2 separate regions of the Homo sapiens genome follow, and region 1 is linked to region 2. The links are chromatin loops, found by intact Hi-C in ENCODE. Cell type or tissue: ascending aorta. All regions are shown on one strand. Each heading gives the region's core, and the rest is flanking DNA. Links, peaks and the distances in the headings are about the cores only.

Region 1 (2,921 bases), core at 89-2,588, 350 kb after region 2:
CAGCTGTGTGACCCAAGTAAATTGCCTAGTAATTTTAACAATACCTACTTCACAGAGCTGCTGGGAGATTTAAATGAGATCGTATGTCTAAAGCAGTTAGTACAGTACCTAACACATGGTAAACGCTTAACAGTGACAAAAGCAGTGATTTCTGGAGTCTCTCAACAAGGTAAACCGCGTCCTTTCACAATGGTCCCTTTGCCAGGTTTAACAGGTGTGACACTCTATAAACTTGCTCCCGAAGGCACTGCAGTAGACCCAACAAATAGAAAGGTATTTAATGAACTTGTTCATTATCTTGCCAATTTTATGGGCCTGTCCAACAGGATCTGTCCCAATCATAGAAATGCAGTGATAAAGGCAGTGCCACTAAGCTCAATTTTTTTTTTTTTTTGCTGGGGCAGCTCTTCCCATAAGATGCCTCCAACAGACTTCCCTTTGCCCCATTTGCTTTTTCCACTTTTGTGCATGAAACCAGAGCTATGTGTAATTTCCAGCGTTCTCATATGTTGATCTTTTTCATCTACTAAAAAATAGTGAGCTTGAAAAGTTCAATTAAAATGAAACATAAATATTTTCTTTCTTACTGTGTCATTAAAAACTCTCTCCCACTCCCCAACGTTACTTGGCACCCACCCAAAGAAAACGTTTTCCCCGTTAGGCCCCCAGTGTTTAAAGCATGGAGGAAACAGGTCTGGTTAGTCTGTCTGGACAGGATCCTCACATGGGGAGAAGAGCGGAGATTTCAAAGGACTAGAAAACAGAGTACAAAGTAGAAAAGTAAGCAGAGGGAAAAAGGATGGTGACTGAAAGCTAAAAGAGAGAGAGAAAATGATTTCATAGAACCAGCCTAGAATGGACAATTTCTGGAAAATTGTATCTTATCTTGGGTTTCTGTATCTAAGTGTAAAGCTCACTGTTTGGTGATGACCCCTTCCAGAAGAGAGTCTAATATAACACTACCCCTGGTTATTTCTGGTCAATTCCAACATTATTCAGTACAGCTGGTATTTCAGATTTATGTTATCAGGGGGATAGATCATCTTCAACAACAGCAGTGGCACAAATATTTATTAAGCATTTACTATGTGCTATGAAGTTAACAAGGATTAGTTTCTTTACTCCTTAAAGAAATCCTATGAGCTAAGTACAATTATAATCCCAATTTCAAAGATAGGAAACCTGAGTTTAGGGAGGTTACAACTAGTAGTTGACTGAGGCTGGATTCAAACTCTAGCAGTTGGACTCCAGAGCTTGTGCCCTCTATCATATTCCACAGGACACACCAAGTTTCTGGACACCTTTTCGAAATTCTTCTTACTATAACTCCTCTCGCTCCCTCTCCTCTTCTTCCTCTCTGTCATCCTCCTCCTTTTTCTCTTCTGCCTTCCTCTCTTTACATGGATCCTGCCCAGAGATTCAGGTTCTATTTTGTAAGTGGTACATCATCCAATTTTTATTTCCTATCACAGAGCTAATGTATTCCAACCAGTCCTTTTTCCAATAGTTGCTAATCCAGCGAAATCAGTATCAGTCACCAAAGGAAATTCAAATAGAGGGAACTGCTCCATCTAGAGTTTCATTTTGCAACTAAGTTATTTGTTGTTTCCATTTAGTGCTCTTCCTCTCTTCTTCCCTTTCCAAGATGAATTTGCCTTGTCTAAACATTAGGCTTTCTAGTCCAGGTTAAGCCAAAAATAAATCAGTCTATGGTGGCATGTTCAGTGAGTGGTTTCCTGTAGATATCTGAGGGCAGCACATTCCTTTTCACCTTCTCTTTTCTAAACAAATACATCTCGATTTCAATCTTTTTTCCTAGGGAAATACTGTTTCCTTTTTCTTCCCATACTCTGAGCTCTTTTTTTCTCTTTGTTTTATGCATTTAGCTGCTTCAATTTCTGTCCTGCTGATTTTAAAACAATATAGTCAAAACTGAGGTGAGAACAGGTTATTACTTTATGTGAGTTTGTTTTAATCAGACCACTCTTACTTTGAAGTGGAAATATCTTACCTCAAAAGGTGACACAGAGGCAGCTGAAGTCCAGGGGTCAGAGATTCTCCGATCTTCATCTATTGGGGTGATTGACACAGTTTTTCACTTTCACAGTCCAATCCCAAATAAGATAAATCCTTAACCCTTAAAAGCAGCAGTCTCTGAAACCCTTTAAAGTGGTTAGGCAAGAAGGGTCCCAGGGCAGATTGTATTCTTGTGTTATGTATGGTCATAATATCTCTTCCATTATAAAGTATAATATATTGCATTTGCTAGCTGTGTGATTTTGAGGAACCTCTATGTGGCTCAGTTTCCTCATCTACGAAGTGGGGAGAATAAAAATAACTACCTTATAGGGTTGTCATAAGAAAGAAATTGGTATATGTATGTATGGTATATATATATTAGAATAGTACCTAACATTGGAAGTTAAATATGTGTTACCTACTATTATCATTCACTTAAAATTCTAGCCCTCATTCTTATTTTAGCAGTATCAGTTTGCCCCTCTTATTTATTCATTCGTCATTCCTTCTGTCCATCCTTCCTTCCAAATGTATTTATTCAGTATCTAATATGTGCCAGGCACTGTGCTGGGCTCTGGGATGCGGTGGTAAGCAAAAATAGAATCCTTGCCTTCATGGAGCTCACAGTCTAGTGGGGAGACCAGGCAGAAGTCAGATGATCATGTGAGATCATGTAAGTGCCCTGTGAAGCATTCCATGAAGAATTCATGAGCTGGCTGATGGTGCAAAGGAGTTTACAACATAGGAATTTGGCTTAAGCAGGAAGCAGAGGTTCTTCCTCAAGTGCTCCTGAGGAACTGATATAAGTTAAGAGCTTAGAGGTGAGGAGAAGATGAGTTGGTAAAGCGAAGAGGGAAGAGTGCTCCAGGTAGGGGAATCTGGGCTGTAAGATGCAACAGGAA
Region 2 (2,921 bases), core at 208-2,707:
CTGTTTCCTTCCCTTTAATTGCCTAATTAACACCTACTATGCTTCTTGCCTTATATACTAGAACACATTTACATTTTTATGTGTTTTGTATGAAAGTTTGGTTCATGTCTGTTTTACTCACTAGACTTGAAGGTCAATAAGACCACGGACTATGCTTTTATATGCCCTTATATCCCCAGCATCTATCTCACTCCTTGGCACACAGTAGGGCCTTTATCAATATTAGTTAAATAAATCTGAATGTGAATTCCAAGTCTGAAACTTCTAAGTTATGTGAGTTCCAGTTTTATCTACACTGAGTTTCAGTTTTTCTATCTGTAAAATAGGGATAATCATACCACTCTGGGTTACTGTGGCATTAAATACGTCTAAAGCACCCTGCCTCTAATAATGAGTAAATTATTTGATAAGTGAATGTATGATATAATTTCCCAAAGAATCCATTTCCCTAGTGCTAACATCATTGCTGTCAGTGTTCTTCAATCTCTACCTCTGATTTTAACAGATCTCAACTTTTGTTAGAGTGGCTTTTTTTCAGTGTTTCTTTTACATAAGGCACCAAATCCAAGCCATCCCATGTCCTTGGCTAGTTGAGTAGCTCTCAAATTTTCCTGAGTTCATAACCAGTGCTACGTCGCTTAATGCTGATTTGGTCTTTACTTACATCATTTTTTTCCTCAGACCATAAATTCATTGAGAGTAGGGTCCATAGACTACATTATTGTATAAATTTTATAATTTTTTCTGCAGGAGTATGAAAGGCATCCTGGTATATTAGTAAAAGTACAAGGTTTAGACTCAAATGGTCTCTTCGTTTTACTGTTTGGTAGCAGGGTAATTCTCAGCTAATCTCTCAAATCTGTTTAAGCCAGTGGTTTCCAAACATGAAACTACTGTACATTAAAATCATCTTTTTCATTAGTATTTTTTAAAAATACTAATGCCTGGTTTCCACCCCTAGTCATTCTGATGCAATGGGCACAGGTTGCTGCCGAGGCATTGAGATTTTTGAAAACCCCCCAGGAAATTCTACAACCCTGTTTGGAAATCGTTGCTCTAAATCACAAATTCTCTTATCTGTAAAACAGTGGTGAAAATCGTTCCAATTATAAACAGTTAATGAGATACTTTAACAAGATCGTAGATGGTAAAAGTCTTGGCACATTAAAAGTAATCAGAGAATAATTGTTAGCATTGTTAGCTGGTGGTGGTGGAAGTAGTAATATATAGTCACGAGGAATCAGATGGTGAAGATTCATGAGGACACTCGTCAGCCTAGCTGGTTATGGAGCATATTTAGAACCCTTTAAATGTCAACCCAATTTCTATACATCTGGAACTTTTTTCTGACTTGTAGAAAGCACCTTACTGCAGAGGCATCTTTTATTTGGATTTACCTACAAGTGACATAGAAATTTGCCTTTCTCATCTCATGAGCCGAAGGTACGACACGTCCTGTGAGTCTAATAACTACTCAGGAAAACTTTTTCCGTGCCTTCAGCATTTACAAGGCTAACTTTAATACGTGGGGAAAAAATTTTGATATCAAGTTGCATCTGAGCCTTTGAAACTATTTTGGGTCAGCTACACAGCAGAAGTTGGAGGCTGGCAGAGAGCCGTAAAACTGAGCCAAAAATAAACCAAAGACCATTATAAAAATGCTTCGAGTGCCAAAAGCATGAGATGTTAAAATTGCAACATAATGGAGTAAAAATTTACAAAAGAGGCTTTCCAATGGTGGCACAAAGTGTTCCAACCCAGAGAAAGACAGTTCACAGGGAAACGTTTGGAGAGTAAACTCAGCGCCTGAAAATTAGCCTTCCAGACATGTAAGAATGCCCCCATCCAAGGCTATTTACAATGTATTACCCATCAAGAACCAAGAGTATTAATGTCCTTCCCCTCCTTCCCCTATTGGAGAGCACAGGCTGGATAGCTGGGGTACAGGAGAAGTTTTCATAAAAATTAATTGGGACACTCAGCTTTTCCCAATATTCAGCAAATGCTGCTCTACTTGCCCATCTCTTAGCCTGGACACATTCTTCCTCTCAATATCCAACCATTCCACAATGCAGTCTGGTGTACCTATTCATTATTTATGGTCTTATTTTCCTGAGCTCCAGAAAATATGGTAATGTATGCTCAATGCAGTCCCTTGGTGGAGGCTTTCTGGAAGGGTGGCATCAAGTGCTGGGTGTCTCCCTCCTGGCTCTGCCCTGCCTGCCAGTCTCAGCTTTCTCTGCTTGAGTCCGTTCCTACCCTCCTTTTCCACAATTAGGAACTGCTACCAATTGCACATGGACAGATTTATGCATGGCTCGAGACCAGCCAGTCTCCCACTGATGGTCTAAAAGAAGAGTATGTTCTGTGTCAACAATCCTTTGCACAGAGTCCAAATGGCTTTTTGTACATACTTCTTTTGACCCAGGCCCATAATTTTTTTAGGTTAGAATTTTATGAGCCCGATGCAAAGTCTATCAACATTTTCTTTGTGAGACATACTCAGGGTACAGCATGTTTCTGAAGTGTGCGAATATTTGGGGATATTTCTATCATTCCATGCCAAGAGAAGACACTGGGAAAAAAGAGGGAGGGGAGATGTGGAGAGGCAGTCTAATGACCACTTACTAAGGGAGTTTTAAATACCAAGACAGATATGATGGTCCATCAAAACATTTCGAAGTAGCTTTGATTAGAACCACACATTCAATTATGCACTTCTTATTCAGGTGGTCCCCCACAATGAGGCCACCAGGGCTACTACGACCCAGAGAGTGGCTTCATCAGCCAAGAGCTATACCATTCCATGCCATAACCCTGCTATGACCCCTGGCTGAAAAGATCAAGGTGGTGATACAGTCAACAACACAACAGTGCACCAGACCACAACCTCAATTTTCCCTAAAGATTTGCCCTTCTTG

The links. Peaks named below come from ENCODE experiments on the same cell type or tissue, not always from the same donor. Only the 100,000 strongest peaks of a DNase experiment are listed, where the experiment ranks them.
Region 1: it touches region 2 in a loop (2.8-fold over the local background); 3 of 110 quality-filtered maps call a loop at or near these places.

Annotation. Positions count from the first base shown.
Region 1 is chr9:81,847,069-81,849,989 of GRCh38, forward strand. No RefSeq gene overlaps it. Among named protein-coding and RNA genes, the nearest start is that of SPATA31D4, 80 kb to the right of the region's middle. In ascending aorta, for the core only: a CTCF peak has its summit at 1,589; no DNase peak of the experiment used is centred there.
Region 2 is chr9:81,497,539-81,500,459 of GRCh38, forward strand. No RefSeq gene overlaps it. Among named protein-coding and RNA genes, the nearest start is that of TLE1, 190 kb to the right of the region's middle. In ascending aorta, for the core only: no CTCF peak of the experiment used is centred there; DNase peaks (open chromatin) are centred at 1,623 and 2,207; H3K4me3 peaks cover 1,239 bases; H3K27ac peaks cover 1,498 bases.